Linked DNA regions of Homo sapiens: all the other regions are linked to region 1. A link is a loop called in an ENCODE intact Hi-C map of the cell type or tissue named here. Cell type or tissue: mammary epithelial cell. All regions are shown on one strand. Links, peaks and the distances in the headings refer to the core of each region. The heading gives the core; the rest is flanking DNA. Region 1 overlaps CC2D2A (coiled-coil and C2 domain containing 2A). Region 2 overlaps PROM1 (prominin 1). Region 3 has its middle 6.2 kb from the start of FGFBP2. Region 4 overlaps BST1 (bone marrow stromal cell antigen 1). Region 5 overlaps FBXL5 (F-box and leucine rich repeat protein 5). Region 6 overlaps CD38 (CD38 molecule). Region 7 has its middle 56 kb from the start of FGFBP1.

Region 1 (4,552 bases), core at 364-4,363:
TGGCGGAGGTTGCGGTGAGCCGAGATCATGCCACTGCACTCCAGCCTGGGCGACAGAATAAGACTCCATCTCAAAAAAAAAAAAAAAAACTTTAAGCAAGATCAAGTACCAACAAACCCACATAAATTTATATTTGCTTATTCATTCATATAACCAAATATATTTTGTGCCTGTAGTCCCTGGGAATACAGCAGTAAACAAACCTTGTTCCCTCATGGAACTTACGTTCTATCTTATTTGAAGTCCTACTGGATAGTTAGAATAGAGGATGAAAACATCACGGAAAAGCAAAACATTACGTAGGTTTCTCACAAGTCCATTCTAAGTCAGTAAAAACTTAGAATTGAATTAAAAGCCATGCTTGCACACCTCAATATAATTATCTTCTTGTAATCTAAGTTGGCGAATCCCCTGAACTAAGAACACTCCCTATTAGTCAGGCCCAAAGAAGGAGTCCAGAGTGAGGATGCAGCTCAGAGGACAAGTCAGAGATCAGGTCACATACACAAAGGAAAGGCCCAAACCAAGGCTATTCTCTCGTTCGACCTCACTTCCGTCCTCTGTTATTGCGGTTCATGTCTTCCCTAACCCCAGTGGCCAAGGGCAGTCAGGAGTAATTGAGGTCTGGCCCAGAAACCTGCATGATATTTCTTTGAAATTATATATCCTTAAAATTCATACTTTGTGTTCCGAATTTGTTTCAGTATAAAAACAAAAAAATCCTAATTTTAGGAAAAAAAAATCTAGTAAGTTTTGTGTACCCCAGAGAGGTTCTGTTTATCTTGCAACTTTTTGTTCACCCAGGGGCACTTGTGCCCCAGTCTATAAAACTCTAGGACTAAAACATTTTAGAGCTCGTAGACTTTAGAGCTTTCAGCTCTAACATTTTATGACTAAAATATTAGAAAGCGTAAGGTGGAAAGAGGAAACGAAGTTTGCGCTGTTAAAGGATTGTTTTCCTTTTCAAAAAAAAATCTGCCAAAATTTCCTTTAACTTGAAGCATTTGTGATGATGTAACATGTATCATTATTATCCTTTTCCTGCTGGTAAGGCTGGAAAGCAGAAAAACTTAACCGGTGAAATCCCTAATATGATTGTGATGTCTGTCCTAGCAGATTCACTTGTTAGTCGCCTTTCTTAGATTGTAACTTTTAAGAGCAGACAGCATGTGGCTTTCAATTCTGTGTCCCAAGAGCATGGAACATAGTAAATGCTCAATAAATGCTGTATGCATGAATGAGGACCTGGAACAATGGAAGATCCAACATCATCTCGTGTATGATGGTCCAATATGGATACGACTTTTCGAAAACATGTCTATGTTGAGAAGAGTGGATGATGAGAGCCGCACAGATTGTTAACTGTCCCCCAACTCACACTCAGCATTACTGGATAGAAGCCCAGGGTCAAGATGGGAGTTTTAATTTTAATACCTAAAAGTCATACCTCTCTTCCTGTCTTAAGATTCTCTCCCTTTTGCATTTTCACAAAGGAGTTCATTGAAAATGATGAGGATGCAGACATGGGAAGACAGAATAAGAACTCAAAGGTTCGAAGACAGCCAAGAAAGAAACAGGTAAGAAGTGACAAGAAACTGTGTCTGCGTATTGTCATTGATCAACAACCCGCCTGCATCCCCAGGGCCATACAGAATCCACAAGGGCAGCCTTCCTTCTTTTGGTACCAACTTTTGGCCTGCTCTGGGGGGCTGTGAGGCGGGGATGCAGATGGGTGGTCCAGGGTGCAGGAGCCTGATTCAGAGACTTATAGATGAGCCTCACAATAAGGCGGGGGTCCATACTTAGAGCATTTTTACTCTAAGTTTTCTCCCATCTCCTGAGAGAGGACTCTAGAAAAGATGGAAGGAGCCTGTTTTAGTGCTTCATTGAAGGCCATGGACTATGATGGGCAGTAGATGGCAGTACACGATTACAAATCTTGGGAAACTCCCTCTTTTTCCAACTCCAAGCCCAAATTCTGTCTTTGAGGCAGAAGCCAACTCCTTTCTCCCGAGCCTGCTGGCAGATCCTCCCCCACCTCTCCGCAGGAGTTCCCCTCCTAGGCTGGGAGCATCCCGTGCAGGGTAAATCTTTTCAAGGTAAGTCCTTGGTAAGAAGTTGTCCTCTGAGAAGGGAGGCAGGGAAGCAGCTATTGTGGATGGGAGCTCTGCTTGGAACAATCAAGATGCCAGCAGGGGAGGGAGGGGAGAGAAGCGCCATTTTGAGCCAGCAGTCACGTGAAGGGGCTGCAGAGAGGGGTGGCCAGGAGAGATGAAGAGGTCATAGGGAGACAGAAGAGACCTCCCTCCTAGCTCCCCCCTTGCTCAGCACACTCCTCGGGGCAATCTGGGCAGAGGAGTCACTTTCAGCCTTTCAAGGGAGGGTCCAGGTGGTTGGGGAGGTACTGCCTGGCCACGTGGGCTAGCTCTCTGGCCACTCCTGGGGACTGAGGAGACCCACAGCCAGACACAGCTCCGAAGCTTTAACCCCTTCCTGTGGGGTCAGTCTGCAGCCGTGCAGCCCAAGGCCAGGGGCTGTGGAGGCAGTAGATGAAAAGGGTTCAAGCCTTTAGCTCCACAGTCACAGGCACAGTGAGCAAGTGGGTGACTAGTGCCAAGGCTGCCACGGAGCTTAGACTGAAGAGGAGAAAGGGGCAAGGATGGAGAAGGGAATATAACAGCTCTCAAATGCTGAGCAATTTATGGGCCAGGCTTGGAACTTTATAGGTTGGGAGCATTGCAAGAAACGTAGTTGCACTCCAGAATCAGAATCACATGGGGACTTTTTGTTTAAATAAGTTCCATCCCGGGCCATCTATTTACGTCAGAATCTCTGTGCTTTCTACAGTGACTCAAACATTGTAGCATCTCAAAAAATGGGCTCTTTTTATTATTTTTCTTTTACAGATAAGAAAGCAGTGTACAAGGAAGTTAACTAACTTGCCCAAAGTCCCACAGTCAGTCTGAGTTTGGAGGCAAGCTTTAGTCTATCTGTCCTCAAAGGTGTTATTGCAAATTCTGCTTCCTTGTTTTCCTTCACTGAGAGTGTGGGGAAGGAACCAGAGGCTATTCTTGGGGGGTGTCCAAAGGGTGGACTAAATATTTGCCCCTGAATTACCCAGTAACACTTTAGCTGCTGTTTGCAAACTATTTGAAGTTGGGAACAAACTGATTTTCCTGTTTCTCTTTCCTCCAAATTCCTGCAGAGCTCTACATATTTTACCTAGAAAAAGTGAAAATAATAACGTTATTTGGGGACGCCTTGATAATTTCACAAAAGCATTTCTAGAGAAATTCTGGGTTGGCACCTCTTCCCTGGTGGGTACTCACAGTGAGTCAGGTGACAGAGACTGTGGTTATCCAGATGTGAATAGTACTAAGGCCTGTCCCCTCACTGGTGACCCATCTTCCCAAGAGAGGAACAGACTCAAATAAAGTCCTGGGAGTCTCTGAACCTCTGACCTTCTTCCTCCAGCCACCAACTGCTGTCCCCAAGGAAATGGTGTCCGAAAAATCCCACCTTGGCAACCCCCAGGAGCCTGTGCAGGAGGAGCCCAAGACCCGCCTCCTGAGTATGACAGTCCGGAGAGGCCCACGGAGTAAGTGCCCCTCTTCCATTCAGCTACTGCTTGTTAACTGCCTACTGTGAGCTCAGCACAGAGCAGTATAGGGATTTTTTATGGGTGTTATTTTTCATGCATTGCCACTGCTGCTCCACCCACTTTACCCCAACTTGGTGAGTGACTCTAGGTTAATCCCTGCCAAGGAGACAGAACACATAGCTTCAGGATGTGTTTCTATAACCACATAATATTATTTGGATGTTTGTCCCCTCCAAATCTGAAATGTGACCTTCAATGTTAGAGGTGGAGCCTAGTGGGAGGTGTCTGGGTCATGAGGGCACAACTCATGAATTGGTTGGTGTTGTCCTCTAGTAATGAGTGAGTTCTTGCTCTGTTCACTCACAGGAGAGCTGGTTGTTAAAAAGAGCCTGGGCAGGCCAGGCACGGTGACTCACGTCTGTAATCCCAGCACTTTGGAAGGCCGAGGCGGGTAAATCACCTGAGGTTGGGAGTTCAAGACCAGCCTGACCAACATGGAGAAACCCCATCTCTACTAAAAATACAAAAAAATTAGCCAGGCGTGGTGGCGCATGCCTGTAATCCCAGCTACTTGGGAGGCTGAGGCATGAGAATTGCTTGAACCTGGGAGGTGGAGGTTGCAGTGAGCCGAGATCGGAGCACTGCACTCCAGCCTAGGCAACAGAGCAAGACTCCATCTCAGAAAACAAACAAACAAAAAAGAGCCTGGAACCTCCTCCCCTCTCTCTTGCTCCCTCTCTCACCATGCGACACACCTGTTTCCCCTTCCCCTTCTGACATAAGTGAAAGCTTCCTAAGGCCTCACCAGAGGCAGATGCTGGCACCATGCTTATTGCACAGTCTGCAGAACAGTGAGCCAAAATAAACCTCTTTTCTTTATAAATTACCCAGTCTCAGATATTCCTTTATAGCAATGCAAAATGGACTAACAATACATAAGTTAGGGAGTGT
Region 2 (4,552 bases), core at 234-4,233, 520 kb after region 1:
CATAACAGATCTTAGGCGGAAAAATGTATATACAATGAAAGAGTGAAATAGAAATATATTTTAAAAATCAGAATCTGGAGAAAAAAAAAACACAGAAAAGCCACAATTAGAAGCCAGACACTTACAACAAAATTTCCTCATTAATGAAGAAAGCAAAACTGCCAACTGGTCCCCCGGAGTCGGTGGGAGTTGGACTGAGAGGGAGAAAGCGAAGCTTGAATTCATTTCCTGGTGGCACTACTAGACGTGTGCCAGGTCAGCCCTCTGCCACGAGTCATCCGCTTATCAGTCTCTTTCCCTTCAAATATAGGGCTCATCTGTGTGGACACCTCTGTCACCTGGGAATCTCCCAGGGTGTGTGGGAGGAACCTGGGAACTGATCTTCTGATGTTCCCAGCCACATTTGGAAACTACTGCTGAGGAAAATTCTTTTCTCCCCAAATACTGCAATCCACATTGAGCGGCAGGACTTTAACTCCTGACCCTGATTTCGCTTATGATCAGAAAATAAGGACGCTCCCATATTTTTTTTTCTCTTACAAATAGAAAGGATCTACTGAATTTATTGAATATTTGAAAATTTATTGAATTTAATAATTTCAAGAAATTTACTGAATTTAAACCAAACTGCTTATAAGTTTGCACTGCTCTTAAAGTAATGCACAATATATGAAGAAATCCAAGTTTCTGTTCAAGTCCTTTCATAATGGGTAGAAAATCATATTTACCCGGAATAATTCCTTGCTCGTGTAAGGTTCACAGATCAGTTTTTCCACATTTGCACCAAAGACAAAGGTAAGAACCACAATGATCATCAATATCCAGCAAAAGAGGAAACTTAATCCAACTCCACTGGAAAAAAATATAAAGTTAGTAATTCAACAAAGAATGATTCAATATTACCTACTGATACTTACTAAATCTACCTATACTCTATAAAATAGCCCTGGGGTCTTCAGTGTTATTCAGGTGAAACAGATCATCCACCTAGGAGTGACACAGGGCTTGGGGACCTGGAGAGGGGCAGCTCCAGGACAGGCAAGGGTACACTGGATGGGGGCCTGGGGACCTGGGGAGGGGCAGCTCCAGAGCAGGCGGGGGATCACTGGATAGGGGCCTGGGGACCTGGGGAGGGACAGCTCCAGGGAAGGCGGGGATGTACTGTATAGGGGCCTGGGGACCCACGAGGGGTAGCCAATAAGGGGCTGAAAGCACACGAGGAGCACAACCCGACTTCTCTCTGAACGCAAGCACTCTTGGCACAGTGTAAAGGATAGACTGGACAGGTGCCAACGTGGATGGGACATCATTGCAGAGGCTGTTATCATGGCCCATGAGGGTGGCCTAAGGGGGCAGGATTGGTGGAGAGTTGGTGGATGATGGAGATGTAATATAGGAGACACAGGAGGCATAATATAGGAGGCAGCAGGACTCGGAAAGCGCTGAACACGAGAGGTAGAGGCAAGGAAGGGCTCCAAGGGCAGTGCCAGGGAGCGCTGATGCTCTGGAAGGAAAGAGAAGATGGGCTGGATGTTGGTCTTGTTGCCAGAGACACTGAATGGAAAGACTGTGTAGGAGTCAGTATGTTTGGAGCTCAGATATCTGGGTTTCGGATGTACCTTAGGGAGCCAGCAGCTTAGCCATGGTCATTTATCCCCAGGGCTGGCTTGGAGAGAGAAACAGCCTAGGGCTGGGTCTGGAAGACTTCAACATTTACAAAGATGGGTGGTGGAAGGAGGGGCCAGCAAACCAGACCAAGATGATGAGGCAGAGAAGTAGGAAGGTAACTATGTGGGTGTGATGCCACCTAGGGGACAAAAGGAGTGTTTGCAGGAGGAAGGAATGGTCGGCTGTCACCAACCAATGTGCTGTCTGCATTGCACAGAGAGGTCACTGCCAACTTGAAACAAGTGCAGTCATGGGGGAGGAAACCACATCGGAGTGGACCGGAGAGTCAGCAGGAGAGGAGGGCACAGGCAGCAAGCGCAGATCACTCCTCTGAGAGCCTGTGTGGGGGAAGGAGAGCTATAGGGAAGAGGCAGTGTGGGTAAAGAGTTTCTGCTTTTATTTCTGAAGAAGGGAGAGAACAGAGCCTGGTTAAGTATTGAGTGAAAGTCAAGGAGACAGGAAGAGAATAAAGACATGGAAAAGAAAGGGGATGATCCATTTTATCAGGATCAGGGAAAGGAATGGGATTGAGAATATAGCTGGCGGGATCAACCTGAGCAGGCAGGAATCCCTCTGCTTCTGGCACTGCAGAGAAGGGATGGATGTGTTTGAGAGCAGGTGTGTTTGGAAGTTTGATGATGGGAAGTTGCATGATGGCTTCTATTTTCTCTGAGAAGAAGGAGGTAAAGCCATCTGCTGAGAGAGGGGTGAAGTAGAGGAAAATGGACGTATCAGAGTGAAAAGACTGTTGCAGGAAAGTGTGGGGGGTGTCGAAAAAGAAAAAAAACAGAAAGAGAAGGAAGAAAACAAAAGAAATAAAAGAAAAGATTTGTCAGACTATGGCAAGTCCATTTGAGACAGGAGATCCTAAGTTTGTAGGGATACCCAATGTACCCGGTGCGTAGCTTTTCTCTAGCAGTGCTTAGCTGTCTAGATGTAGACATAGAGAACAAACTCTTAAATCGATCTAGGTGCAGCTGCCAAATCAAATACCATCACTGGTGCACACTAGGAAGGAGCCTCAGAAGGGTGTGGGCTGATGCTCGCAATCACCACAGCATCCCCTCCTAAGGGCACGATTCTCCCCTTTGCCTGCAGATGCCAAAGCCATAATTACAATATTTGTGTATCTTCACTAAAATAAATAGCAAGTAATGTTCATTGGAAAGGCCTAGGTCAGCCTGACTTTCTCTGACCTACAAGGCTTCTGAGTCTGGGAGAGCACAAAGAAGAAGTGAGTGAGGGCCATGCCAGGATCCCTGTCTGAGCATGTGTGTCTGTGTGTTGGAGTTAAACAACTCATATAAACCAAGACAGCTGTCTAAAAAGGGCACCATGACTCTTACTCTAAATCGCATACAGTCACTATCTCCAGCCTTTATTTTCTAAATATGCACATTCCTAGATCAGGGGTAGGGGAACCACTGCCCAAGGTCTGTTTTTCTAAGGTTAGTGAGATAATGGCTAATGTGTACTGAAAATATTGAAAAGGAGGAAGAGGAGGGGGAGAATAAGAGTAAGATGAAAGAGCAAAAGAAGGTGAAAAAGAACAAGAATATGCGACAAAGACTGTGTATGGCCAGCAGAACCTAAAATATTTATTACTTGGCCCTTCTTGGGAAAAGCTTGCTGACTAACCCCTGATTTGCACAGTTAGGATAATACATGCATCATTTTCTGACCCCCTTTCAAATGCATTATCTTAGAAACTTTTGTCAACAAATTAGGACTGTCACCTAGTTATCATTTCAGGGGCCATGTGATCTTCCACGCATGGATGTGTCATAACTCACTTGGCCACTCTTCTACAGCTGGACATGTAGGCTGTTTCCAGTGCTTCACTATCATAACTAATACTGCAAAACACCTCCCTCTTCATGATGATTTCTTCACAGTTTGGCTTACTTCCTTCACCTAGATTCCCCAAAATGGAAATTATTCGGCAAAGAGCATCATGGTCTTTTTACAGCCCTTGCTATATAGCCTGACAAACTGCTTTCCATAACCTCAGAAACTGCCACCAGCCATAGGAATGTGCCCAGTTTGTGATACCTGTGGCTGCTCTTGGCATTGTTGTCAATACCTAAAATGGGAAGTTTTATGATGGGCTTCAAATCACGAGATGCTTGTGCCTCTGTTAGATCTCCTTATCTCTGGAGAGGCCTCCTACGCCCCCCTGCAACAGATAATACATTCACCACTGCATCCTATTCAGCTGCTAAAATGCTCCTGGGGCCAGGGGTAGCGGCTCACACCTGTAATCCCAACACATTGGGAGGCTGAGGTCGGAGGATCTCTTGAGACCAGGAATTCAAGACCAATCTGGGCAACAAAGCAAGACTGTCTCCACAAAAATAAAATTAAAATAAAATGCTTCTGGGACCATCTGAAGATAAAAGATCAGAGCAGAGCCAGGGCTCTCTGACTTTCCTCCTTCCAGATCTTTCACTGGTATCCTTTTGGGAGGTAAGAATTCCTGCTTGGTTTTGAAAGAGACCATGCTCTTGATTGGATGGTGTCACCATTTTTAAAGAGCAGGTGGTGTTTTGGTTGCAACAAAACTACACATACTCTTTCTGGTTTCTACAAGCAAGTAAACAGTTTTAAAAAAAGAAACTGCATTCTTCTAATTAGTCTGATTAGACTGATGACGCTTGTATCATCTCCTCCTTTTGCAATTATCCAGTTGTTTACCAGATACCTCAAGAAGCAGAGAATTCTGCCAAGCACAGCAAAGCGTGCCATGCTGACTGGTTGCATTCAACAATAAAGAAATCATAGCCACCCTAAGTCTGCAGACTCCTTGAAATGAATCAAACAACATCTGACAGTTACCAGCCTTCTTCCTGCTGCTGAGATGAATCCTATGGCCTCCATGCCACAG
Region 3 (4,552 bases), core at 219-4,218, 480 kb after region 1:
AGCCTGGATTTATTGTCCATGTTGCTACCAGCATTTTGGACAAAGCCATTCAACAAGTCTCTAGGAAGTGACAAACTTTCCCACATTTTCCTGTCTTCTTCTGAGTCCTCCAAACTGTTCCAACCTCTTCCTGTTACCCAGTTCCAAAGTCGCTTCCACATTTTTGGGTATCTTTTCAGCCACGCCCCACTCTACTGGTACCAATTTACTGTGTTAGTCGATTTTCACACTGCTGATAAAGACATACTTGAGACTGGGAAGAAAAAGAGGTTTAATTGAACTTACAGTTCCACATGGCTGGGGAGGCCTTAGAATCACGGTGGGAGGTGAAAGGCACTTTTTACATGGTGGCGGCAAGAGAAAATGAGGAAGAAGCAAAAGCAGAAACCCCTGATAAATCCATCAGATTTCATGAGACTTATTAAATATCATGAGAATAGTATGGGAAAAAGACTGGGCCCCATGATTCAATTACTTCCCCCTGGGTCCCTCCTGCAACACATTGGGAATTCTGGAAGATACAATTCAAGTTGAGATTTGGGTGGAGATAGGGCCAAACTGTGTCACCTAGCAAAGGATTTTTATGCTCATATTTTTCTTAGCCATTTTATTCAAAGCAGCTAGATGCCATAATTTATGCATCATCTGGAATCACTTAAATTTTTTCTGCAGAAGGTGTGATTGATAATTGTGAAAAATGTCAATAATTGTCCTAGTGTCCAAAATGCCCCCCAAATCAAATAACCTTTGAATTGCTGAACGTAAGTGCAGGAATGTATAGTGGAGATCATGTAGGTCAATGCCACCAGTTTAAATCCATCCATTTGATTAATTGGACAACTATTTGCCTTATTTGTAAAAACTAAAGCCCCACCTGTCAGGTTCCCCTCAAGTACTAAGGGCAGAATCGAAAATGCACAGATTTCTCATATTAAATGGAAGTGGAACACTTCATAGGGCAAGTCTGGTCTCATAGATAATTCTCCTTACACAAGTAAGTTGAGACCTCACCTTTAGGGTCTTCTTGTCCCTCTCTTGATTACTCAGAGGGACAGCTTTTGACTACCTGGAGACCACTCCCAGGAAGTCTGTGAGGATGCTGGGGCTTGGTTTACTGAAGACTAAAAGTGCTGGTGTCCACCTGGTGGCAGCAGCCATCTAGCCCTAGAGACAACTCTGGAAGAGCTGCTGCAGGAGGAGCCCGTAGCCCAATGAGCTATATGGAAAGCCATTACCTTTGCCTTATTCAGTGCTCGTAAGAACCAGACATGCCTTTTTCACCTACTCTTGGGTACAGCCAGCAAGCTGTCTGGTTGGTGACAACTGACCGGTATATTAAGGACACTCCTCTATGGGGCTATAAGCTATTGACAGCCACTACTGCAGCCTCAGGAGACATTTTTGTAACCCTTGTGGATGCCATGGAAGGGATGCATATGAGGTGAGACAACATGAAGCCAAGTGGGTGACTGGACCCTCCAGCCCTGGTGGCCAGCATCACTGCCTCAATCCATTATTGGACTGGAGATGGTAATCTTGCCACTAACACAATAGACTCAAAAGTTAAACCTCATCTGAGTGCCACAGAGAATAAAATGGCCTACTGGGACTGTGGTTCCTCTGGTTCCTCTCCACAGTTGATCTCTCAGTCTAAAGGTGACAGGGATCATTAGCTCTGGGGGTGGGGCCTGACTTTGTCTGGCAAATACAATACGTTGGTCCTCTGCTGTCACCTGGTGGCCATTACTGGTACGCAGTGGCAATTGACAACTGTCATCATGGAGTTGCCATTCTGTGAAGCTGGCAGATTCCGGCCACACCGTAGTGGCACTGGAGACTATTCTCTGCTTGGCTTAGTATCCGGTTCACTTGTAATTAGACGATGCCGTACTGTTCACAGCAATGGTGCCCCCAGTAGTGGGCTAATGGACAAAACATTCAATGCACATTTCATGTCCTTGGTCTCAGGTTGGCGTCATTTTTAAGTGGTAAGATAGACTTTGGAAGATGTGACTGAGAAAATTACTAGACAAATGATGTTATCGGCACTGTGTCCTACACATCTTTAGCAGACAATGTGAGCATTACATGCAGCTGATCCTCAGAGGAAACATTCCCCTTGGAGGAGGTGATTGGAGAAAATCAGGACAGAAGAGGCAGGGATTCAGGGAGATCGGTTCTCTATGTCTATGATTTCACCATAAAATCTCTCAACCGCTGCTCTTTTTCTTTTTTTAAATTGACCCTACCACCTGGGAATCTTCACTGGTTTCATCATTATTTGACACCATCAGTGACAACACAAAGAGGGTGACTCCAATCTGTTGCTTCTACCACTCCCTGGTTTGGCTTATTGAATATGGAAGATCATATGATTAATTGCTAGAATTTGTGAACTGTAATGAACTCTTTCAGTGGCTGAGTTCTACTACTGTTCCCAGCCCTCATGATTGGTGACCCATCAATGAGGAAGGCCTGGGTGTGGGTGAGTACTTGATTAATAAAGATGGATGTAGCAGTTACTGAATTAGAACAAATAGATTATGTCACTGTCGAAGGAAAGGAGCACCCCCAGTATTAGGGAGAAACCACCCTTTACATTTCAGTGTATAAACAAATTTCAGTTCATTTTTTTGTATCAAGTAATAGTAGATATTCATATTTTTCTCATGGATATGCTGTTATTTCAGCACCTTTTGGTGAAAAGAATTTCCTTTTCTTTTTTAAAATTTCTTTATAAAATTCAAATAAAATACGTATATCATAAAATATGCCATCTTAACAATTTTAAGTGTATAATTTGGTAGTATTAATTACATTTGTTATGCAACCATCACTGCTGTCCACTTCAAGAACTCTTTTAATCTTATAAAACTAAAACTCTGTAAACATTAAACTAACTTCCCATTCTCACCTCACCATAGTCTCTGGCAGCCAACATTCTACTTTTGGTATCTGTGATTTTTGACTAGTCTAGGTACTTCATATCAGTGGAATCATGCAGTATTTGTCCTTTGTGACTGGCTTATTTTATCTGGCATAATGTACTCATGGTTCGTCCATATTGTAGCCTATGTCAGAATTATCTGCTTTAAGGTTTAACAAAGCCTTTCCTTTTAGGATGACTGAAATATTGCTTGGCCAATGTTACTCTGCATAAAACACATGGAAATGTTAAAATACACATTTCTGGGCCTCACCCCAGATACTCTGGTTCAGTTTGTCTGTGGTGGGGCCTGAGAATTAGCATTTTTTTTGAGATGGAGTCCTGTTCTGTCGCTCAGGCTGGAGTGCAGGGGCATGATTTTGGCTCATTGCAACCTCCGCCTCCCTAGTTCAAGTGATTTTCCTGCCTCAGCCTCCTGAGTAGCTGGGATTACAGGCACCTACCACCACGCCCAGCTATTTTTTGTATTTTTTAGTAGAGATAGGGTTTCGCCATGTTGGCCAGGTTTGTCTCAAACTCTTGGCCTAAGGTCATCTGCCCTCCTCGGCCTCTCAAAGTGCTGGGATTACAGGCATGAGCCACCGTCCCCGGCCAAGAATTAGCATTTCTAAAGCTCCCCAGCAGAAGCAGATGCCTCTGCCCCACCTGTCACCCTTTGGGTAGCACAGATTTTCATCTTTAAAATCACTGGTCAGCTATATGGTGATGTTAGTTTAAAATGTTGGTGAAAAATGGTCTGTGACAAATCCCAGCCTATCCTGTGATGTTTACAAATTGAACGCCATGAGCATTAGAATTGGGTGAACCTGGATTTCTCTGCTGTCCTGACTCTTAACAAGCTGTGTACAACTCACCTCTCCAGACTTTCAAGTCCCTTGGTTTATAATTGGGAATAAAACTACTTACCTCCTAGGGATGTAGTGAGAGCTATATGAGGGGGTGAGTGAAAGGCTCAGAGCCCTTATAAGAAATAGACTTGGTATGTCACAGTAGATGCTTGATGTATATATATTTTAGAAACTCAACCCCAGCAAACGTCCCCTGGCTGCCCCCACCCACCGCCTTCTGTGTCATCTCCAACACTCATCAATGTGTTGTCTTGGTTTCCACTACTTCACTGCACTTCTAAGATGTGAAACCTAGTTGGTTAGTTCATGTCTCCCCTAGCCAATGTGTTGCACAGTGCCTGGGACATAGTTGATGATGAATAAATATTTCTTAATTGTGTGAACTACATATAGAGGCCATATTAGTAGTCTTCAACTCAGGTTACACATAGAATTGCCTGGAAATTACTTAGGATACACCCCAGAGATTCTAATTCAATTAATTAAGGGCGGTGTTTCTCAAACTTGGCTGCATATTAGAGTCACCAGGGGAAATGTAAAATTGCACATGCTCAGGCCCCATCCCTGGCCAGTTACACCGTAACCTCTGGTGCTGACGTCCAAGCACCAGTGTTTTTGAAAAGTTGCCCCAGGTGACTCCATTATGTAGCTAGGGTTGGGCACTGCTGGGCTAGTTGGGGAAACAATTTAAGTACATCAAGAGTGGACTAGTGGGCCAGGTACAGTGGCTCACGCCTGTAATCCCAGCACTTTGGGA
Region 4 (4,552 bases), core at 206-4,205, 250 kb after region 1:
CTAAACTTTCTTGGCATACATTAAAACATAGCAGAAAAATGTTTTAGAGATGTTATTCAATGCTTGATGTCACTGTAAATTGATAAAGTGCTTTGGGAAAACAATTTGACAATATGTGTCAAGAATTAGAAAAATATCACAGTCTTTGACCTAGGTCACACTTTAGGGTACTTTTGGTGCCCTATTCCAAACAAGTGATTTGAAATGCACATACAGCCTATATGCTCAAATATGTTCTCCAGAGCATTCTTTATAATACTGAAATACTGGGAACTGGACTCAAATATCCACTGACAAGTAAACAGTTACATCAAAGGGTACACTTACTGGAGGGAGTAGAATATAGCCCTTAAAGACAATGGTAGGATAATCATACAGCAAGCAGAAGACCCCATGAATAATCCAAGGGGAAAAAACCAACCTTAGCGCTTATAGGTTATAATATTGGCCAAAAATTCAGTAGACTTTTAATCTGCAGGATTGGTGATGATATGAGAAAACAGACATATAGTACTGGAATGAGGACTCAGTGTGGCACTAAGGGCCAAAGGCAAACATCAGATCTTTTAACTTAGCTGGAAGGCTCTATCCTAAATGCCCCAGGCCACAGAGACAGGACTACTCATCTCTACTTGTTTAGGAATAGTGGGGTAAAGGGCTTTTAATCTGCAAAGGTTTCAAATGAAATAAACAACTGTTGATGTAAATCCACCCATTTTATTAATAGTTTTGTGGTAAATTTAGGGACAATCTGTATGTTTTGGTATTTAATTATTGGCAATATTTTAGAGAATGTAGCATATAAGAACAGCTGTTGGATTAAACCTGTGATGCCAGTATATGGGTTACTATTAAGTAACTAATTCTTTTTCTTTTTTTTTTTTTTTTTTTGGAGACAGGTTATCGCTCTGTCACCCAGGCATGGAGTGCAGTGGTGTGATCATGGCATATTGTAACCTCAACCTCCTGGGTTCAAGTGATCCTCCTGCCTCATCCTTTCAAGTGGCTGAGACTACAGGAGCAAGCCAGCACTACTGGAAAATTTTCTTTTCCCTTCCTTCCTTCCTTTTTTTTTTTTTTTTTTTGATGGAGTCTTGCTCTGTCACCCAGGCTAGAGTTCAGTGGCTTGATCTTGGCTCATCACTGCAGCCTCCACCTCCTGGGCTCAAGTGATTCTCCTGCCTCAGCCTGCCAAGTAGCTGGGCCCACAGGTGTGAGCTACCACGCCTGGCTGATTTTTGTATTTTTAGTGGAGATGAAGTTTTACCATGTTGGCCAGGCTGGTCTCAAACTCCTGACTTCAGGTGATCCTTCTGCCTTGGCCTCCCAAAGTGCTGGGATTATAGGTGTGAACCACCATGCTCAGCCAAGTAACTGATTTTAGGCTTGGGATTTTTAGTAGGAAGTTATAAGAGAATTTTACTAAGTTTTGAACCAGTATTGGAATTTGTAAAAGAATTAAGATTAAATTTTATACATTTATTAGGTTTACTACAATCAAGTAATTGAGAAAGTTTTGCTAATTTAAAGTCATTTAAAATATTTTTTAAAAAAGATGTAATATTTTAATATTTAAGTTGAAAATAACCTGAAGCCTTGCCCAGTGGCTCATGCCTGTAACCGTAGCACTTTGGGAGTTCAGTGCGGGAGGATCACTTGAACCCAGGCATTCAAGACCAGCCTAGGCAACATGGCGAGACCCCGCCTCTACAAGCAAACAAACAAAAAATTGGCTGGGTATGTTGGTGTGCACCTATGGTCCCAGCTACTCAGGAGTCTGAGGCAGGAGGATTCTCTAAACCCGGGAAGGTCAATGCTTCAACGAGCTGTAGTCATGCCACTGCACTCCAGCCTGGGTGACAGAATGAGACCCTGTCTCAAAGAATAATAATAATAATAATAACTTAACCTGAAATAACTTGAGTTTAAAACATCACAGGAATTAAGTAAGTGTGACAAATCCTTAAGAGTTATTGTCAGAGTTCACCAGGTTTTTAAATAGAACAATGTGATTTATAAATTAAATAAAAGGGCATGGGAAAATTAGGCTTTTGAGTATATAAATGTAATAACAAGAATCAATTTTAAAAATCAAAGTAACTGCAAATAGTGCAGTTACCCCCTCAAGTATAGTCTCACATTGACAAGAAAAGGTTTTTAAGCTACAAAGTGAGAAACCAATGCACAGAACATGAACCGAGACATGTAAACCAGAAGAAAGCAAAACAGCATGTTTCTATTTGTGCATGATAATGGATGTAAGTGATAGAAATAGGTCTGAGAAAGTAAACTCCAAGCACCTAACTGTGGGTTCCTTCTAGGCAAAGGAATAGAAACTGGAAAAAGATGAAGGGAGGCTGTCATTATTAGTGTATCTAATTATGTGTTATTTTATTTTTTAAAAAAGTAAAGAAAAATGTAACCTTATGTTAATTAGTTAATTATTTGAAAGCAAAAGTAATTTTAAATTTTGAGTGAATCGAGTCTGGGACATTAACTGCATCACAGGTGCAATTGTAGAAAATGTCCGGTAGGTGGAGCACTAATACAAACCTGTGGGTCAGATTTCTTTAGCAAAAAAGAGAGGACCAGCATTCAAATGGAGTCAGGAACTTTTAAGGACAGGGCCACTAGTCCAGAGCCATGGGATATATTTCCAAGCCAACATTAGATGGTTTCATAATTTTAAAATTCATCTTTTAGTTGGTTTAAAAGAATTCAGTAATTTCTGTTTTTACAAACCCAGTGGCCAGATACTGTTTACTATGAATAGGGTCCATATTTTGGGCAGGCCCTCTGTTGATGTCTTCATGTCAGGACAGGTTTTTCTTCACCACTTAAACTCTGATCATGTAATAGCCATCAGTAGGAAACCTGGCTAACACTGTGTTCCATCCGTACAATAAGAATTCATCCACAAGGAAGAATGAGTTAACTCCCTGTGTACCAATATGGAAGCATGTTCAAAATATGATGTTAGGTGAAGAACGCACGTTGCAGATTCCATTTGTGCTTAGATAAAAGGATATCTAAAGACATCTAAGGATAATTTGCAGGGCAGCAGCAGGTCCTGTTGTCTAGAGAAGCTTTTTGCTCAGGAAAGAATGTCTTGAGATGGTATTTCAATGACGTGTGTGCTCAGGATTGCAGAAATAGGAATTAGTTATATTGAGCAGGTTCAGCATGCATGTGTTCATTGCATTCCTGGAAAGAGAACTCAAACTATCAAAGTTGGTTTTCTATGGAAAGTGCAAATGGGGAGACTAAGAGACTTTTACTTTCCACTTTATAACTTCCTATATACTATGTACATTTCTCCACAGTGTGCACAATTTGCTTTTTTTTTTTTTATACTGGTAGCAGTAGAATTTATTCAAATGTGCCTTAATATAGGCACTGGGGCTTGCCTATGGTGCTCTCGATATATAAGGCCCGGACATTCTGCCAGTTTTTCTGCCAGTTTTTCTTGAGCAATGTCACCAAGAAGTTGACAGGCAGGTGACTGTTACACACAAGCTCATTGTCTGTCCTTTTCACGTGGCCAACAGCCACAGCCAGACATAACACCTTCTTCATGTGGAAATTGATTACGGACTTCATCTCATCCACTTTGGCCACCATGTTTTCCTTGTGTGTGAGCAGGGAGGGGCAATTTCCTGCCTTATTTAGGACTGGGCCGAGGATTCGTGGGATCTGCTTGATCAGAGACTCTGAGGCCAAAAATGCATCATACTCTTGGCCAGTTTCTTGACCAGTTTCTTATTCTTGTTGAGTTTTTTCAGTACCTCGTTTTCCATGTGGTGGAAATCCACAGGCTTGGCCTTGTCACGGTGCTGCTGGTTACCCAGGACACACATGGAGAACTTGGGGCAGGGAGTGGACTTAAGCCTGACGGTGCCCGAGAAGCGCTTGTCCTTCTGGGGAGTCATAGTTCTTGAAGCTGATCTGCAACTCCACCATCTCCAGAAACTTGGGGTGCTTGCGCTGGTTTCGGTGCAGGACTTCGCGCACCGCCTCCTACGGGGTGTCACGGGAGACTTTGCTGCTCATGGCTTCTCGCTCCGCGCTAACCAGAAAAGAGACTAATACTGCACATATATTTTTGAGCGTAGATTCCATACACCAATACTGACACTTTCTCTATTTCCTTGTTAATTTGCAGGGCAGCAGCCGCTACTCAAAGAAAAGCCCCAAGTCTTTATACAGAACAAAGGGCGGGTCTTATCATTCCCCTCTTTCTGGTGCTGGCTTCCAGGACTCAACTGTAACTGGAAACTGTGTTGCTCTAACCCTCCTCCAGCCCTGCAGCCTCCCCTTGCAGTCATCATTCGTGTTCTGTGTATACCAAATGATTCTGTTATCTAAAGAAGCTTTTTGCTGGGAAAACGATGTCCTGAAAATGGTATTTCAATGAGGCATATGTTCAGGATTTCAGAAACAAGAAGTTAGTTCTATTTAGCAGGTTAAAAAATGCTGCATTAGAATTAAAGCAAGTTATTTTCTTATTTGTATAATGACACAAAGCATTGGGAGTCAGACTGCTTGTATATTA
Region 5 (4,552 bases), core at 301-4,300, 170 kb after region 1:
AAAAGACATACAGGGAATTTTGCATATATTCTCATTAGACTATTAGAAATTCTTTTAGATCTAATAACACATTAAGGTAAAGATTAGTTTCATGCCACAAACTGACAGTCAAATTAACTATAGTAACTATATAAAGAGACTCTAAATTACAGGTAGAATCTATATCCAGCTAACCTAGCACAGTAGTTAAAAGCACTGACTCTAGGGCAAGATTGCCTAGGTGTAAATCCATTCTACCAGCAAGTCATTACATTTCTTTGTACCTCAGTTTCTTCATCTGTAAAACAGGGCTAATAATATTAACTACTTCACAGAGTTCTTGTGAGAATTTTTTTGAGACAGGGTCTTGCTCTGACACCCAGGCTGCAGTGCAGTGGCATGATCATAGCTCACTGCAACCTCAAACTCCTGGGCTCAAGTGATCCTCCTGCTGGCCTCAGCCTTCCGAATAGCTGGAACTACAGGTGTGGTGTGCACCACACCCAGTTACTTTTTTATTTTTTAGAGACGGGGTCTCACTATGTTGGCCAAGCTGGTCTTAAAGTCCTGGCTTCAAGCGATCCTCCTGACTCAGCATCCTGAGTTGCTGAGATTATAGGCACAAGCCACTGCACCTGGCTACCTGTGATAATTTAATAAGTTAATATAAAGAACACAGAATATAAGCCCTACCTAGGCATCTGTAAGGCTTATTTAGTAGGCTTTTCTGTTATTAATTCTGTATTCAGACCAAAATAAAATATCATTAGAAAGGAATTGGTACAGCCATTATGGAAAACAGTATGGAAATTCCTCAAAAAATTAAAAATGTAATTTTCATAAGTTCCAGCAATCCCATTCCTGAGTATATGTTCAAAGTAAATAAAATTAGGATCTCTAAGAGATATCTGCACTCCCATGTTCAATGCAGCATTATTCATAATAGCCAAGATATGGAGCCAACCTGAGTGCTTGTCCACAAATGAGTAAAGAAAATGTGATATATACAATAAAATATTATTCAGTCATAAAAAAGGAAATCCTGTCATTTGCAACAACATAGATGAACCTGGAAGACAGCTAAGTGAAATAAGCCAGAGACAGAGAGATAAATAATGTATGATCTCACTATATATGGAATCTAAAGTAGAACTCACAGAAGCAGAGAATATGAAAGGTGGTTGTTGGGGCAGGGGATGGAGAAAATGGGGAGATGCTGAAAAAAGAACACTAACTTTCAGTTCTAAGATGAGTACGTTCTGGGGATATAAGGTACAGTATGGTGACTATAGCTAATAATACTGTATTATGTACTTGAAATTTGCTGAGAGTACATCCTCTGTGTCTTTACCACTCCCACACAAAGGGTAATCGTTTGTGGTGATGGATGTGTCAATTTGATTTTGGTAATCATTATACAATGTACATGTATATCAAAGCATTGCATTGTACACCTTGAATATATACAATATTTATTTGTCAATTATACCTCAATAAAGCTGGGAAAAAATGATCAACAGATCAACAGATCAAGTTAAATTCTTGGTGGAGAATACAAAATATTTTGTACAACAGGTTGAAGAAATAAGATTTTTATCTATATTAAATCCTCAACATGTTTGTTGATTTGATGAAGTGAAAACAAAGCCAAAAAAAAAAGAGCAACAGAGAGAAAAGTCCTTAAAGATACTACCCAACTCAGTTTTTCTCCACATGAAAAGTGCAAACATTTTTAACCCGGTACCTAAAGTTAGTAAATTTAGCAGTTAAAAGAATAACCAGGGCCGGGCACAGTGGTTCACGCCTGTAATCCCAGCACTTTGGGAGGCCGAGGCAGGCGGATCACAAGGTTAAGAGATCTAGGCCAACATGGTGAAACCCCATCTCTGCTAACCTCTACTAAAACTACAAAAATTAGTTGGGCGTGGTTAGCACACGCCTGTAGACCCAGCTACTCAGGAGGCTGAGGCAGAAGAATTGCTTGAACCCGGGAGGCAGAGGTTGCAGTGAGCCAAGATCACACCACTGCACTCCAGCCTGGAGACAGGGCAAGACTACGTCTCAAAAAAAAAAAAAAAAAAAGAAAGAAAGAAAAGAATAAACAGAATATACACAATTTAACTTTTTTGAAATCTGTTTATATAAATAGTTTTTAAAATTGTTTGCCTTCACATATAGACTTTATGGAGAAAAAAAACCTGGACACTAATGGTTCTAGGACATACGGAAGGAAGCCAATGATGTGTGAGAAATTACCCTAGTGTTTTTATATATTTAATTCTTAAAACAACCTAAAAAGTAGATATCAAAATCCTCATTTTACAGACTAACAAACAGAGTCTCAGGAAGAAAATTTACCCCACATCATACAACTAGTGAACAACAAAACCGAGACCAAGTCCCTAAAACTCTAACATCTATGACTTTTCTACATACACAATGTTAGTCCCATTAATAAAGCTATCTTTTCAGATACAAGAGAGTAAATTGTCAGAAAGAACACTTGCTCTAAAGCAACAGCTCTCACCAAGGCAGTAATTTTGCCACCCCACTACCCATCCCCCAGAGATAAAAGGCAAGATCTGGAGGCAGTTTTGGTTGTCACCACCGGAAATGTACTACTGACACCTAGTGGATAAAACCCAGGGATGTGGCTAAACATCCTACAACGCACAGGACAGCCCCCATAAAAAAGAAATCATCTGCCTCAAAATGTCAATAATGCTTTGGTTAAGAAATGTTGCTCTAGAAAACTGTTTTTCAAATACTGTTAACCATGACCTTCAGTATGAAATATAGTGCAATCCAGATTCACACGCATCACAAACACTTCAAACAAATTTCAGGGAACAGTATTTCCCTCTCTTATCTGTGATGTACTCTAGTATTTACTTTTCGGTTTAAATTTTTAATGCTGTTTCGGACCCACAAAAGAGATTTATGACCTACTACTAATAGGTCACAGGACACATTTTGAAGAGCACTCTTCTACAGTAAAATATAAAGGTTCCTAGTGACCTATAAAGTTATATACTCTGATGCCTCACAAATTCAACAAAGAACTTATATATATAAAAGGACGCACATAATTAACAAATAGTAACATGATATCTTCCACATTTTAAAAGGATTTATAACTGACTTTCTTTTTTTTTTTTTTTTTTTTTTTTGAGACAGAGTCTCACTCTGTCGCCCAGGCTGGAGTGCAATCGCCAATTCCAGCAATTCTGCCTTAGCCTCCTGAGTAGCTGGGATTACAGGACCCCGCCACCATGCCCAGCTAATTTTTGTATTTTTAGTAGAGATGAGGTTTCACCATCTTGGCCAGGCTGGTCTTGAACTCCTGACCTCATGATCCACCTGCCTCGGCCTCCCAAAGTGCTGGGATACAGGCATGAGCCACTGCACCCAACCTATAACTGACTTTCTGTCTCAGACATTCTACAGTGATAAATCAAGTATTACAGCCTGGTTTCAAACTGATTCTCAAAAGTGGTATGTCACTTAAAGACGATACAGTACATTCAAAAATAGATAAGAAAACGGCATAACAAAAACACATATATTATTCCCCCAAATACATTTTTACTTTGTCTACTCACTCAGACAATGCTTTAATTTAATCAAGGGAGACTTATACTCAGTGAAGAAACCTTAGTAAGTAGCTGATCAAATTTACAGATGGAAAAAATGATGACCCACAGGTAAACTGTTTTGCATAAAATCATAGAGCTACCAATAAGTAGCAGAACTAGTAAGGTAATGCAAAACCCATGGGCTTCCGAAGGGGAAAAAAAATCCTAAGATTAAAATTCAGGCTCTACTAATTACTAATTGAATGAGTTGGGTAAGTTACTTAACCACTAAGACTGTTTCCTCAACTTTAAATGAAGGATAATATTTGGCTTAAGTAGTTCGTGAAGATTAAAAGAAACAATGTAGACATGTAGTAAGAACTCATTAAATTCCCTTTTCCTTCTTCCACAGGTCTCAATTCAATATTTTCTCCACTAAGCCAATCTTCTCAAATGCCAGTCAATAAATTGTTACAGGTATGCAGAAAAATGGCGGAGGGGGGAAGGAAAACTGACAATAAAGCTATACTCACTCATTTTTTAAAAAAGGATATATTCAAATTACTCTAAGCTTCTTCCCACTTAAGAGTTTTGGGTCATAAAATGTCCTATCTGTATAAATAAATGTATAAATAAATTCTTTCATAAAAGTAAACAGCACTTTTAATACCCTTACCTGAAAAATTTGGGCACACCTTAAGGCCTCCACCACTTGAGTTTTTAATAACTGGTTTATATATAAGCCTGGGAATCTCTGAACTAACCACATCCTGACAACCACAGCCTACTCTTCTCTCAGAAATCAATTCAAAGAGACCACTCCTGACACTTTAATGTGGAGCTGACCGTGTAACTCCCTTTGCTCCCACTATACCCTATTTGGATTTCCATCCTAGCATAGATGTTATTACATACTGGACTGTAAACTTTTTGAGACTAGAGACCACATGTCACATTGCCAACGTCTTTCTGTAGTACAAGCTACTACAGAGTAGACG
Region 6 (4,552 bases), core at 304-4,303, 330 kb after region 1:
GATTTTATGGATAAGACCTCCAAAACACAGTCAACAAAGGCAAAAATAGACTAATGGGATTACATCAAACTAAACATTTCTGTGCAGCAAAGTAAACAATCAACAGAGTCATGTGACAAACTACAGAATGGGATAAAATATTTGCAAACGGTTTCTCTGACAAGGAATTAATATCTAGAATATACAAGGAACTTAACAGCAAAAAGCCAAATAATCTGATTTTTAAAATCGGCAATTGATCTGAACAGACGTTTCTCAAAAGAAGACATAAAATGGCCACTAAGTATTTGAAACAGTGCTCTATGTGACTAATGATTAGGGAAATGCAAATCAAAATCACAGTGAGATATTATCTCACGCCAGCTAGAATGGCTATCATCAAAAAGAAGAAAAAATAACAAAGCTAGCAAGAATGCAGATAAAAGGAAACTTAAAACATTTCAGCTTTTACTTTAGATTCAGGGGTTACATGTGCAGGTGTATTGCATGATGTTGAGGTTTCAGAATATGATTGAACCCATCTCCCAGGTGGTGAGCATAGTACCCAATATGTGGTTTTGCAACCCTTCCTTCCTCCTTCCCTCCCTCCTCTTATACTCCCCAGTGCCTAGCATTCCTATTTTTATGTCCATGCGTACCCAATGTTTAGCTCCCACTTATAAGTGAGAAATGTAGTATTTGGTTTTCTGTTTCTGCGTTAACTTGTTTAGGATAATGGCCTCCAGCTGCATTCATGTTGCTGCAAAATACATGATTTCATTCTTCTTTTTGTGGCTGCATGGTATTCCATGGTGTATACATACCACCACATTTTCTTTATCCAATCTGCCATTATTGGGCATCTAGGTTGATTCCATGTCTTTGCTACTGTGAATAGTGCTGTAATGAACATATAAGTGCATGTCTTTTTTTTGGTAGAACAATTTATTTTCCTGTGGGCCATATACCCAGTAGTGGGATTTCTGGGTTGAATGGTAATTCAGTTTTTATTAATAGTTCTTTAAGAAATCTCCAAAGTGATATTCACAGCGGTTGAACTAATTTACATTCCCACCAACAGTGTATAAGCGACAAAGAAAATTCTCACACATTGTTGGTAGGAATGTAAATTAGTACAGCTATTATGGAAAGCAGTGTGGAAGTTCCTTAACAGGCTAAAAATAGAACTACCATATGATCCAGTAATCTCGCTACTGGACCTATATCCAAAGAAAATAAAATCATATGTCGAAGAGATACCTGCACTCCCATCTTTACTGTAGTTTCATTTATAATAATGAAGATATGGAATCCACCGAAGTGTCTATCAACAGATGAAGAGATAAAGAAAATGTGGGATATATAGACAATGGAATGCAGCCATAAAAGAGAATGAAATCCTATCATTGGTGGCAACATGGATGAGCCTGGAGGACATTATGTTAAGTGATATAAGCCAGGCACAGAAAGACAAGTTTCATATATTCTCACTTACATGTGGGAGCTAAAAAAGTTGATCTCAGAGAAGTAGAGAGTAGAATAGTGGTTACTAGAAGCTGAGAAGGGTAGGGAGACAGAGATTGATCAATGAATACAAAATTATATATATGGATAGAGGAAATAAGTTTTAGTTTTAGTGTTCTATAGCATTGTAGGGTGACTATAGTGAACAATAACTTATTGTATATTTTCAAGTACTGAGAGGAGAAAATTTTGTACATTACCAGCACAAAGAAATGATAAACCTTTGAGATAATGGATATGCCAATTACACAGATTCGATCATTATGCATTGTATGCACGTATTGAAATGTCACTTCACCCCATAAATATGTGCAATTACATGTCATTTAAAAGTGATAAGAAAAATTAGTTTTTTTGATCTTATTATTGACTCGTAGGAAGCTTATATATTCTGAAAAGAAGTCCATTTTCAGATGTGTACTAAAAATATTTTCTTTCATTTTATGACTTACCTTTCCATTTTCTTTAATGGAAACTTTTAAAAACTTTTAAAAAACAAAGTTTTAAAAAAATCTAGTTAAGGTCCAGTTTGTTAACTTTTTTCTAATATGGCTTGTGACGCTTATTCCTTCTGCCTAGAATGTTCCTGGGATGTTTGTGGAGCTAAGTCCTCGCTTCCTTCAATTCTTTACTCAAATATGTCCACCCTATTTAATGTCAACTGTCCACCGTATTTAATGCCACCCTATTTAATATCACTAACACCTCCTCCCCCCTCACTCTTGACATTCATTCTAGTCTATTTTACATTTTTTTCTCATAGAACTCATAAATTTCTAGCATGCTTTATAACTTACATATTCATTATGTTTATTGTTTATTGTCCGTCTTTGTTCCAGTAAAATGTAAACTCCTAGAAGAACAGAGACCTGTGTTTTGTTCACTGATGTACCCTAAGTGCTCACAAGTGTTTCTAGCACCTAGTATTTGCTCAATAAATATTTGCTAGGTTGATGAATTAATGATTTCTAAGCTTTCCTTCAGCCTGAAGAGTTTTCTGATTGTAAGATTCTACTTAGATAATCCTAATTGTCTCAGTGACTCTCACCAGTCACTCACTTCTCCCACAAGGTGGCAGTCTTTACCTTCAACACAGGTTCTGGTAGCCTCAAATTTGAGAATTAATAGCTGAGTTAACCTGCTTGTTTTCTTTGAGCCCAGACAGCCTGCCCTATGGGAACTGACAGCTGTAAAATTTAAAGGACGAGTGTAATTACCCTGCAAGATCTGAGTGCTTTTAGGCAAGAGGATTTAGGGGGTGAGAGTTTTCCTGGAGAGGGACACATTATGAAGGTGATATTGCTTAATTGATGGGGACTTTGAAACATAGTTGCTCTTTGTGAGAATGGTATAGGTTTAGAGAGAGGTGCTAGCACAGAGCTGTGACACCTGAAGTAGGCTGACCGCAGACAAATTGGATTTAACCACCAAATATATCTGTGTTTTCATGTCTTCCTGCCCCGTGCCCTCTTATCTGACTCACTTTACCCCAGCACTGGGGAATAACTGTGCCCTATTCTGGTCCTGACCCTTTTGTACCATCTAGGGAAATGAGAACTCCTCTTGGGGTCTCAGATCCTCATTTCTGTTAGAACCAATCCTATTCTGTGGGTAGGGCCATGGTTGTAAATTTCCTGTGGGAGGCAGCATTGCTTTGCAAAAAGAACACAGTTTGGCATGTGAGGCAGCTCTGCCACTTGGACAAGGTGATAACGCTTTAGTCTCTTTATTTCTAAAACAGGGAAGATGCTAATACCCCGCCCATGGACTAGTATGAGATTTAAATGGCAGGTACTTGGCACAGTGGCAGGTGGTGAATGCTCTTTGGTGATCATGACTATCCCTTTCTCCTGGTAGTGCTGCCTCCTCCCTCTGAGCACCTGGAGTCAATCCACCTTGGGTAGGTCAGAGAAGGCAGAAGAAAGTGGTGGGAGGTGAACTCGACGGAATGATGTACAGGGCGATAGGGTGAGTGAGAGGTCTGGGATCTATTGGCAGGAGCAGAATGGTAGGAAAGGGAAAACATGCCATTGACCTTGAATCTTGACATTTGTGCCCATCCTATGCTGTGTTGAGCCTCAGGTCACCGTTTGCGGAGGTGAGCAGAAAACTGCTAACAGATCGAGGCTTCTCCAGCCTTCTAGGTAAACTTTCATCAGTGGGTTAGTTGTCTTGTTCAGAAGCTGATCACGGAGCTTTGGCCAAGCATAAACACTGATTATGGCAGTCCAATTGTCATAATCCCTTTGATTCTTTAATATCACCTTCAAGATTGTTTGTTATTGTCAATGCCCCCACAACCTAAGACCACCAGGAACACACTGTAATTGAAAAAGGTGGGTTTGTTGCTCTCTGCAAGAAGGGAGGACACTCAGCGTAGAGACTCATGAGGGTGGGGCAGGTTTTATCCGATGACGTTAGAAAGGACTTACTGAGGATTTGGGCTTGTTTTAGGAGATTTGGGGGAAAGGTTCAAGGAGACTGGCTTTTCCTGGATGCTGCCAGGAAGTAGTGGGATGGTAGTAAGTCTGTGGTAGGATGTTTAAATAAATTTCCTCTACTGGGCTGGAAGAATGAGAAGGCTGAAGCTGTAATAAGTAAAGAAGTGGCAGTCACTCCTATCAGCTATGATAAAAGGATGTTTGGCTATTACTTTATGGTTTGGATGCTATTTTTGCTTGTGTTCACATCATGGTCTATCATGGTGATAGGCCACGTACACAGTGGCCTTGTCTGATGCTGGTGTCCCATGGAGTTGATTATGCTCAGCTGAAGGACACTAAGGCCCAACTGTGGGGGCCAGGCCAGCTCCTGAGTGTCAGGGGGGGCTGCACTGCTTTGTCATTATCAACATCTCCACATACAATACAGCCTGTGCATGTGAGGTCCCAGAAGGAAGGAGCTAAAGCAGCTAGACTGGGATCACTTTACTCAATTTGAGGAGAGGAGTGCTCTTGAGGGAACCAGAGGAAGGCAGATGAGCTGGTCTGATCTCCTTTTCTATTGGAGCTCTATGCAGATAGACTGAAAATATTTGCTAAAACAAAGA
Region 7 (4,552 bases), core at 166-4,165, 400 kb after region 1:
TATGTTAACTCATTTAGTCCCCATATAACCTATATGAGATTAGCATTATAAGCTGCAGTTAGGGATAAGAAAACAGAATCAGAGAGGTTTTCCATAAACCAGCATCTGTACCCATATACTCTTTGTTCTCAGCTACCAGCATAGACGATATATAAAGCCAATCACTTTGTGGACTAGATCTCACTCCTGTTGTCTTTTAAAGAACACTTTCCAGAAATTCCCCTCTGTTCTCTATATATTTTTTCCTTTTTGTTGGGTTAGTCTCGTCAGCCTACAAACATGCAGTTAATTCTCACATTTAGCCAAAAATAGGCATACAAATAGAAAATCAGTTTTTCTGGACCCCTGCATTTGGAGACTCGTTTATTAGCTCCCTGTCATAGTAAAATTTTATGGAAGAGTTGACTAAACTTACTGACTCCTACTTTTTCGCTTCCCATTCTCTCTTGAACTCATTCTGTCTTCCTTCTGGTCCACTACTCTAACAAGAGAGCTTTTGCCAAAGTCATAATGATCTCCATGTTGCTAAGTCCACTGGTCCTTCATCAATGCTCACTTTGGTATTTGTGTAGTTGGTCACTGCATCCCTGGCAATTCCTCACTTGTCTTCCAGGATGCCATGTTGTCTCGGTTGATGCCCTGTATTATGGCCCACTCCTTCTTTGTCCCCTTTTTGCTGCTTCCTGTTTTTCACCCAGGTCTCATGTTGTAGACCCAGATCTCAGTCCTTGAACTCCATGTACACTCACTCCCTTTCATTTTTTTTTTTTTTTTTTGAGATGGAGTCTCGCTCTATCACCCAGGCTGGAATGCGAGGGTGCGATCTCGGCTCACTGCAACCTCCTCCTTCCACGTTCAAGCGATTCTCCTGCTTCAGCCTCCCAAGTAGCTGTGATTACAGGCACCCGCCACCACACCCAACTAATTTTTGTATTTTTAGTAGAGACAAGGTTTTACCATATTAGTCAGGCTGGTCTCGAATCCCTGGCCTCAGGTGATCCACCCACTTCGGCCTCCCAAAATGCTGGGATTACAGGCATGAGCCACTGTGCCCAGCCCCATTCACTTCCTTTCTTGCCTCTAATCTCATTGCTTTATATACCATCCATATACTGATGACCCCAAAAATCGTCTAATTGCTAGATCTCTCCTCATCTACTGCAAGTTGTACTCCCAGTAGTAAGTATGGGAGTTCAGATTTGAGTCCTAGTCTACTCATCTTCAATGTATTCATACCTTTCCCTTTATTATAGCACCATAGTTCAGCTTGCTAAGGCCCAGGGAGTATTAAAAGTGCTTTCTATGTACTAGCTCACTTGATTCCAAAAATAATTCTACAGGACAGATACTAATATTCTAGACGAGGAAACTGAGGCACAGTAGAAAAGTTCATCATTTGCCCAAGGCGCATAGCTAGTGAGTGGCTGCACCATGACTTGTATGTACTCAGGCAATTTGACTCATGAATCTTCCCTCTTAGTATTTTAGAACACTGACCCACTATCAGTGATGACATGGGCAAAAAGTTGGCAGATCCCAGAATGCAAATTAGCAGGGTCAGAAATCCTCCCAGTTCCCTCTAAATCACTTTCTTATGTGCCGAGGAACTAAATAGCAATATAGTCCCTCTCCTGTTTTCCCGTTTCCTGTTGCCATTTCCAATTTAATAAAGTGTGGGAAGTAACCCTGATGATGTCTACAGTTGTTTATGAAACACGGGTGTAACCCACATGCAGAGGCTCAGCAAACAGTTGATGGATTTATGCTGACCTCTTGGTAGGAACACCTGCAGTTTGAGATTCTGCTACATTTTCTACCATTTTATTATGTGTCCTGGTTTTTGCCCAGAGAGCAAAAAGTTTTGGGAAAAGCATATAGAAAAAAAATAATAAAAGGTAAAATGTCTGTTGTTTCCAGGATAATGGCCCCAAGGGTGGAATCGCATCTGGTAGCTGTTTCTTCTCAGCCCAGTGAGCGGACACCAGATCGATCCTTCCTCCCCGAATGCTGCCAGAGAGACTGGAGAATCATGTAGGATGGAAGGTCAGCAGAAACGCAAGGGGCCGTTATGATGAGGACTGAGAGAGGCATCCCGTACCAGGCAGCAGGATGCTCCATTGGAATAGCACAGCAGGACAGGTGTGTGGTAGCTGAATCATGCCCCACAGGAGATCCAGGCCCTAATCCCTGGAATGTATGAATGATAACTTTGTTTGGCAAAATAAGCTTGGCACAAGTGCTTAAATTAAGGATTTTGAGATGGGAGAGTATCCTGGATCATCCAGGTGGGCCCTAAATATAATCACAAGTGTCCTTATAAGAAGGAGGCAGGGAGAGGTCTGACAAAGAAGGCAATGTGACCACTAGGGCAAGATGCTACTCTGATGCCTTCTAAAATAGTGGTGGAAGCCACCTGCAAGCAGTGTAAGGACTGCAGCTCTTAGAGGCTGGAAGAGGACAGCAAGAGATTCTGCTCTTCAGCCACCAGAGGGAGCATGTGTGCTGCCAACACCTTGATTTCAGTCCAGTGAAGCTAATTTTGGACTTGTGGCCTCTACAACTGTGAGAATAAATGTGTGATGTTTTAAGCCACCAAGTTTGTGGTGACTTGTTACAGCAGCCACAGGAAACTATACACCTGGTGACAGAGAGGAGGAGCAGAAGCAAGGGCAGCAGCAGTGATAATCAAGTTGAAGTGACGTTTCATAGAAATCCCTGGAGCAGGAGGAACCATCTCATCCCACCCTACAACCTCTGGGCTTTACTCCAGCTGCATGGGAAGGAATCCATTTTCTATTTCTTTTTTACATACAGGAGCTATTATCCAGGAGGGACCCTAAGAACTGGATGTAGGACAAAATGCCATCATAGCTTGAGCTCAAAGCAAGACCTGGTTTCATGGCACCCTGGTTCAGGCAAAATCTTGGAAAGGACTTTACCTTTGAGATGAATGAGGTTCTTTGAACAGGGCCTAGAAGAGGAAAATGACAATCAAAGCATTAAGGAGTTCTATAAAATATGCCAACAGGAATTTCAGTTTTTGGAGATGCCCAGGAGAGTGAGAGTGAGGGTCTTGGAACTTAGGGAAGGGGGAGCTGGGAGAGGTTCTCAGGAGACATTTGCCCCAACAACGTGGGGGCAGGATGGAGAGCAAGGACTGAGACAGCCCAGGAGCCAGTCACTGTTGGAGGGTCGTTTGGGGACTTTTGAACAGTGATGTCTCATTATCAGTTTTAAGTGGTTTCATGTTCCCCACTGTCAACTGAAGAATCAATAAATTTGGAAAGGAGACCTTTGTTTCTTATAAAGAGCTACCTCCAGCAGGCTGGCCATTCTGCAGGCTTGGAAATGTAGCCTCTGGCAAGAGCTGGAAGCAGGCATTTTGAGAGAGGGAAGGATGAGGCAGGAATTGATGCTGAACAGGTTGGCTAAGTAGACATATTCAACAGATTGTAGGAGGAGCTCTGAATATTCATGAAGGGGAGGCATGCACATGTGCAGTAAGCTAACATTATGTTATATGTTTGCTTTGGGTGGAGGCTTCACATTTAGATGTACTACAATTAGACTTTATATGTCAAAAGGTGAAGCAAAGGACATGAAAGCACTCAGCACGCAGGCTCCATCAACTGGCCAGAACCACTTCATGGTCCAGGATTTCTTACCAGAAGAGAATGCTGGTCAGTTTCTGTGTTAAGCCCACAAAAAGGGAGGAGTAGCAGCAGGCGGTTGGTTGAAACCAGTGGCAGAGCAAGTCTTCGAAAGGGCTGGTTTCTGTTTAACACTTAGGGAAGAAAGCTTAATGGTGATTATCAAAGGAGGGGCTGTAACGAGGTGTGTCTGATGTCCCATCCTGTCATGGTTGGGAACTCAGTTTTCAAGGTTTTTCTGGGGCCCCCTGGCCAAGCAGAGGTTCATTCAGTTGGTTGGGGGGCTTAGAATTTTATTTTTATTTCTCAACACTATGAAAAGTCCCCCTGCCCTTACCCCCAAACCTTCATCTGCAATATGGCCTAGCCATACAGCAAGGAGACAAGCAAACAGGCAAGCAGAGATATCAATTCAGCAAGAGAAGAAATCTAGAGTGAGAGTTGAACAGAATAACATCAGCATTACCTAGGCACCCTTGGAACTGTCGGGGGAGGCAATGGCATTCCAAGAGCAAATGGGATGAAACCAGAGCATTTTCTTTGGCTGCAGGACATGCAACTGCTGGGAAGTCAACTACATTCAAGTGTATGCAGGCAGAGGTTAAGGAACTCCTGAGCCAATTGCTTCTGGAGACACACAAATAATAGCAGAAGGCTATGAGACCAGAGAGGCACACATGGGGCATATTCGGGACCATAGCCTCTCCCAGACTACTGTTGTTAAAAGACAACTGCAGTCCATAGAGAGCACTGGTTAAATAAAAACGCACTCAGTAACTCATTCTTTATTTATGTATGAATTTACTTATTCACTTACAAATAATTAGACTCTGGGGTTATAATGACGAAAAAGACATTTCCTGCCGTCAGAGAATTCAAGTCCAGCAGAGAAGATAGAATCC

Evidence for each region. Hi-C counts contacts between places; a loop is a spot of excess contacts. Peaks named below come from ENCODE experiments on the same cell type or tissue, not always from the same donor. Only the 100,000 strongest peaks of a DNase experiment are listed, where the experiment ranks them.
Region 2: a loop joins it to region 1, with 17 times the contacts of the local background. A loop is called at or near these places in 39 of 110 quality-filtered maps.
Region 3: it touches region 1 in a loop (18-fold over the local background); 47 of 110 quality-filtered maps call a loop at or near these places.
Region 4: a loop joins it to region 1, with 9 times the contacts of the local background. A loop is called at or near these places in 13 of 110 quality-filtered maps.
Region 5: it touches region 1 in a loop (20-fold over the local background); 74 of 110 quality-filtered maps call a loop at or near these places.
Region 6: it touches region 1 in a loop (11-fold over the local background); 20 of 110 quality-filtered maps call a loop at or near these places.
Region 7: a loop joins it to region 1, with 13 times the contacts of the local background. A loop is called at or near these places in 23 of 110 quality-filtered maps.

What each region holds. Positions count from the first base shown.
Region 1 is chr4:15,477,230-15,481,781 of GRCh38, forward strand. CC2D2A (coiled-coil and C2 domain containing 2A) reads left to right here. Exons shown (of 37, transcript NM_001378615.1): 3 at 1,494-1,577; 4 at 3,475-3,598. Among named protein-coding and RNA genes, the nearest start is that of CC2D2A, 9.6 kb to the left of the region's middle. RefSeq lists an enhancer at 1,673-2,323. In mammary epithelial cell, for the core only: a CTCF peak has its summit at 1,919 (motif pointing right); a DNase peak (open chromatin) is centred at 1,982; H3K4me3 peaks cover 939 bases; H3K27ac peaks cover 704 bases.
Region 2 is chr4:15,999,768-16,004,319 of GRCh38, forward strand. It overlaps PROM1 (prominin 1), which reads right to left. Exons shown (of 28, transcript NM_006017.3): 14 at 729-852. Among named protein-coding and RNA genes, the nearest start is that of FGFBP2, 39 kb to the left of the region's middle. In mammary epithelial cell, for the core only: a CTCF peak has its summit at 1,809 (motif pointing left); a DNase peak (open chromatin) is centred at 1,824.
Region 3 is chr4:15,954,713-15,959,264 of GRCh38, forward strand. No RefSeq gene overlaps it. Among named protein-coding and RNA genes, the nearest start is that of FGFBP2, 6.2 kb to the right of the region's middle. In mammary epithelial cell, for the core only: CTCF peaks have their summits at 1,145 (motif pointing right) and 1,740 (motif pointing left); a DNase peak (open chromatin) is centred at 1,719.
Region 4 is chr4:15,727,578-15,732,129 of GRCh38, forward strand. BST1 (bone marrow stromal cell antigen 1) reads left to right here. Exons shown (of 9, transcript NM_004334.3): 9 at 4,163-4,552. The coding sequence ends at 4,268. It also overlaps the pseudogene RPL10AP7. Among named protein-coding and RNA genes, the nearest start is that of BST1, 27 kb to the left of the region's middle. In mammary epithelial cell, for the core only: a CTCF peak has its summit at 2,524 (motif pointing right); no DNase peak of the experiment used is centred there.
Region 5 is chr4:15,647,537-15,652,088 of GRCh38, forward strand. All of the region lies in intron 1 of FBXL5 (F-box and leucine rich repeat protein 5), which reads right to left. It also overlaps a transcript of FAM200B not described here. Among named protein-coding and RNA genes, the nearest start is that of FBXL5, 5.5 kb to the right of the region's middle. RefSeq lists a silencer at 1,122-1,221. In mammary epithelial cell, for the core only: a CTCF peak has its summit at 2,612 (motif pointing left); no DNase peak of the experiment used is centred there; H3K27ac peaks cover 1,121 bases.
Region 6 is chr4:15,803,226-15,807,777 of GRCh38, forward strand. All of the region lies in intron 1 of CD38 (CD38 molecule), which reads left to right. Among named protein-coding and RNA genes, the nearest start is that of CD38, 27 kb to the left of the region's middle. In mammary epithelial cell, for the core only: CTCF peaks have their summits at 2,571 (motif pointing right) and 3,134; a DNase peak (open chromatin) is centred at 2,586.
Region 7 is chr4:15,880,317-15,884,868 of GRCh38, forward strand. No RefSeq gene overlaps it. Among named protein-coding and RNA genes, the nearest start is that of FGFBP1, 56 kb to the right of the region's middle. In mammary epithelial cell, for the core only: a CTCF peak has its summit at 2,487 (motif pointing right); a DNase peak (open chromatin) is centred at 2,505.